Linked DNA regions of Mus musculus: region 2 is linked to region 1. The links are chromatin loops, found by intact Hi-C in ENCODE. Cell type or tissue: left cerebral cortex. All regions are shown on one strand.

What was found. Peaks named below come from ENCODE experiments on the same cell type or tissue, not always from the same donor. Only the 100,000 strongest peaks of a DNase experiment are listed, where the experiment ranks them.
Region 2: it touches region 1 in a loop (4-fold over the local background); 5 of 42 quality-filtered maps call a loop at or near these places.

Annotation. Positions count from the first base shown.
Region 1 is chr1:193,584,998-193,587,497 of GRCm38, forward strand. No RefSeq gene overlaps it. Among named protein-coding and RNA genes, the nearest start is that of Gm31870, 69 kb to the right of the region's middle. In left cerebral cortex, a CTCF peak has its summit at 1,559; a DNase peak (open chromatin) is centred at 2,103; H3K27ac peaks cover 1,249 bases.
Region 2 is chr1:193,635,329-193,637,828 of GRCm38, forward strand. No RefSeq gene overlaps it. Among named protein-coding and RNA genes, the nearest start is that of Gm31870, 19 kb to the right of the region's middle. In left cerebral cortex, no CTCF peak of the experiment used is centred here; a DNase peak (open chromatin) is centred at 1,306; H3K27ac peaks cover 294 bases.

The sequences.
Region 1 (2,500 bases):
TCTTTCTATTTTCATGCACACACACACACATTTGCAAGTATACACATACAAACATCTTTCTAATGAAGGAAGACAATGCAGTCTTTTGAAAGGCCAGTGTCTAGACAGAGTTATTGCAGGTAGAGATTGGGACTTATTAATTATAGCAGATTATTTTCTGCCCATTTCCATATTTATGACTTGTCTTGGAAAGCCTTGGGTTTTTCAGAAGCCTTTTTAAGTATCAAGAAGGGACTTTGTACCCGTTTTGTATTGGCCCTTAAAAGGAGGATTCTGCATCTGAAGGGTGAGGGGTAGGCATGGCCCATCCATTTCTAGGCTTCTCAGCATGGAGGCACACTCTTTCCTGGAACTCTGCTCCTCTAAACCCAACCTTGACCTAACAAGAAATGCTCTCCTCCCCATCCCTACTCCCTAATGCTTAAGAGACAGCTCCAGCATGCTAAACCAATCCCCAACCTCATCTCCAGGGGATTCTACTTTCATAGGCAAACTACTAGATTTCTCTGGGGCCCAGATAGATTTCCATGAGTAGACCTCTAGCAATGAGTGAACAGAAGAAATGAGGATACAGATTCCCTATAAAAGACCTGAGACTCTATCCCCAGGGCAGTAGGATGGAAGAACTGAGTGAGGAAAACCAGCTCACACTGGTGGCTAACTGGAGAGCCTCACATACGATTTCAGATCTGAAATATCCTTCAGACTCCTATGAGTAAGCCTGGGTTCTCAGTTGGTGTTGTATGAGAAATGATTAGATTGGAAGGGCCTAATCTCATCAATGAATTAATCTGTTCAGAGTTTCATTGCTAACTTCATAGCTAAATGACTATTAGTGGGGGGCATAGTTGGGTGAAGTGGGTCACAGAGGTGTTGTACCTTTAAAGGGTCTTCCTTGTTTCTAGCCCCTCCTGTCTGCATCTCTTGCCCTTGCTCTCTCGGTCTGAACCACAGTGGATGAGTGGTTTTGTTTCATCCAGTGCCCCTCAGATGATCAACCTCACTTTGTGTCTGGAAACAATGCAGTGAACGGACAGGTCTCGGAAACCACGAGACATACGAATCTTCGGTTGTTTTCCTCTAGCACTTCGTCACAGTGATGGAAACTGGGCTATCACCATGGCAGAAGAATCCAATCACTTAGGGTACATGAGCATTATTGAGAGTTAGGAAAGAAAGAAACAGAAAGGCAGCTTTGTGGAATGTTTACTGGGGGACAGTGAATGAGGCCACTGAGAATGTTACTGTCCTTTGATTAAAATAAGATTCTCTGAAACATGACAGAAGTTGGTTCTTTAACTGTGATGTTGCAGTAGGGATGACGTTCTCAGATGAAATTAAGACACCTATTTCCTCAAACATTAAATTTGACTCCATAGTTGTGATCTGGTGGGAATAGAGGAATTTTTCTTTAGTGTACCAACCGTGGGGCAGGTAGGGGTAGTATTTGTACAGCTGCAGGGGTCAGTCATACATGGAATCTGTCAGACCTGAGAGACCTACTTCTGTCCTACATCTGTGTGGGACCCGGATGATTTCCTGCTGGCCTCTCTGGAACCTGGTCTTCTAGTGTTCAATTTGTGATACTGCAGATATACATGTCTGAGAGAAAGATCTAGCCCTGCATCTTGGCTAGCTTGGCCAAGGATAGCAAACTGTGAGCCAGGAAGTAAGAATTTGACATTCCCCTTTCAAACTAGCCCCTATGAAGAGTGCACATGCTGGGACGAGAGGCTCCCAGAAAAAAATCACAACAAAGTAAATGGAGTGTCTGGATGCAGGTGACTCAGTTGACACAAGCAGAGCCAGGAACTCTGCAGGAAGGTGGTTAACTCTGGTGAGAGCCCATCAACGCCCCGTAAATACTAGGGCCTCTTCCAGGTATCTGCAGTTTTCCGTGGCACACCGGTCTTGGTGGAGCACTGCAGATGCCACCAGAGCTGCTGCAATACTGTGGTCATGTGGGGACAGAGGCACAGACAGCCACTGAGTGAGTTGATGAAGTCTGGGCAACACAAGTTTATTCTATTTCTGGGCTTCCTTTCCACACGGCTCAGGGAAAGCTGTTGTTATTTCACTGAGTGAGATGGGGGAGAAGAAACAAGTTAAGTGTCAGCTGCACAGCGTAGTCTTGAAGAAGGTTGGCAGGAGGCAGCAGCCGTCCCAGCTGTACCACCGACACTCCAGTTCTCCCACTTGGAGTTGGGCTTCAGTGGATAGACTGTTTGCCACGTGTCTGCCTTTCCTGGCTCATGTTTCCCAACAGCCATAGATAACTTGGATGAAGTTATTAGTGGATCTGATTGTCTGCCTTCAACACTGTGTATAAACAGGCATGCTTATCTGTGTGGCTTTCTGGCTACCATTGTAAGGATAGGTAGAGAGAAGGTCTTTATTCGCTAGCCAAATATGGCATCCTGCTGTCCTTTTGGAGCAATGTGGCTTTGTCCTGGATCTTTTGGCATGAATTCTTCACAGGCTTTCAGATGTGTCAATTTTA
Region 2 (2,500 bases), 50 kb after region 1:
CTCTATTCCTTTAGGAACAGCATCCTGTTTGTGGAAGACTTTTCCTCTATTGGGACTGGAATTCATCCTGGAGCTCAAATATTCCCAGAACCATTGTATGGAATCTCTAAAACAGGCATGAACACACACATTCAGAGCACTGATTCTGATCTTAATGGATGGTAATCTAGCCTTAGAGGCACCTGTCTACTTATCCTTGCAGGGCCTGCCCTCCCTTGTTTGTCAGGCCCACCTCAATACCATTTCTATCTATCTATCTATCTATCTATCTATCTATCTATCTATCTATCTATCTATCTATCTATCTATCTATCTAGACTATGGTGGTCTATTAACTAGCCTTTTAGTCTACACTGGTCCTGCACTGGAGGTGGTAGAATTCTTGTATCATACCAAGGCCAGTGTCAGCTCCCCATTCTGAACTTGGAGCTGGATCATAGACAGAATGAATATGTACCTGGGGAAGGACTCAGTAAGTAGACAGTGAGGAGTAGTTCACTCCCCCTGACCCCCCAATGCTACCTGGGTAGAAGCATTGTGGGGAGAGGGTTACTCCTCACTGTATATGCTGGCTACATACTCTGGGGGAACTTTATGACTCTGAAGAAAACTGCAGCTCTTTGGTGGCTGTCCTTGTTGACATCTTCATTTTTTCAAAGATGAGAAAAATAAATCACTTTCCTAGGATACTTTAAATGTCACATTGCCTGAAGCAAGGGCAATGGATAGATGACTTCTCAAGGTCTTCTCCAACCTAAAGATTTTTATAGCCACTCATCCTGGAAATGTCCTCCCAGCTTGTGAGACCTCCAGGACTTTGCTTCTTGCCAAGTGTTATGGGGTGTACGGATGTTCCTCATTGTGAATCACGACACCTCTCAGATAACAGAAGCTTCTGTCACCAATATAAGCAAATCCCAAGTTCTTCCAGATGTCTAGGTGGTTTCCAGGCACCTCCAAATCGACAGGTTCTGTACTGGTTACAACTTTGTGTGTTTTGTTCCCTGGGAGAAATGAGGTACTTCATGCTGGCCCACAGAGCATCAAATACTGGTGGTGGGTGTCTGCTCCTCTTTGGTGCACAAGGTATAAACTTGAAAGCCATCATGAGCTATCCGCTTAGCAACTGGGTGACTTTATATGCATTACTTAAACCCCTTAAAGTCTGTTGAAAGTTTCTTCCCCTGTAAAGTTTTGGTAACAGTACATCTGTCCTGGAGGTGGGGTGATTCATCTGTAGTGTGCTTTGTCATCATCGCTAGGCTTCACTACAGATGCTCGGTGTATCGTAGACGTTGTCATTAACTCATGTTTTCTGTTTTTAGAATGGGGTTCCTTTCATCTTGGGGAGTCTGGGAAGCTTTGCTGTGTGTGGCTTTTCTCATGCTGGCATCTGTTCCAGCTCTGTTACCTCCCTTTCTCCATGGGTTCTCTACAACCCTCCCCAGTCAGGAGGCCAGTGGAATGCTGTCGGCCATTTGAGTTTTCTCTGACCTCTCACATCCCACTTGGTGGTCCTGTGTTTAAGGAAGGATCCCATCTGGTATCCAAGTGTGTCCTTCCTCCTCCCTGTAAGCACCCAGCACAGTGAGGCTGCCTTGACACCTACAAACCCTGGAGCTGTTCTTCCCCTGAGACAAAGTCATCTCCACACTTTACATCGTAGATCATATTGAGCTTTATTTGCACCACCACTGAGCTGGAAAAGAGACTAAGGTAGCCCACAGTTCCTTTATCCTCAAAACACAGCATCTCTAATAAAAAAAAAAAAAGCCTAGAAGGGTTTTCATTTGTGAGCCTAATGCTCAAATGAAAACGAGGCTCTGCTTTTGATTTTCACTTCTGTGTCAGTTTTCCAGTGGCTGCCATATCCAAAGTGTCAGGGACAAGCCTCAGCAACTCCTTGCAGTGGAATATAACAGTGGCAGCTCTTGGCACAAGACATGCAGGTGGCCAGATGTGCTCTCAGGGCCCCTTTGTTAATGCCCCAGCATAAGCAGACTAAATAGCTTTTAGAGCAGTGAGGTTGGAAGGCTGTTGGACTGCGCTCTTCTCTGCAGTGCACAGGATACATGGTGTCTCCTTTCCACCTTCACTGTGCTATCAGTCTGATTTAGTTACCAATCACTGTGAGAATGCAATTCTAATAATGCACTCATTTATGCAGAGGCGCTAATAATTTATTATACTGACCTTATCAAGGGCATTTCCATTTTCTTGAAGACCACCTGGAATGTGTTTCATCTCCAGCATGTCACGCTAATGAGGGGTTTCAGGCAGTCTATTGGTTGATTGAGAAAAAGTATTACTTGCTAAGGAGTGTCGCTCTCAAACCTCAAAGCACATGTAGAAGGGGGGCACAAGAATATATTGTATTCTAACCTGATTCTACACACACACACACACACACACACTCCAACTTATACCACAATCCTGCATATACCATATACCATAGCATAATATGCTGAGCATACCCATATATACCATACCTTCCCATACC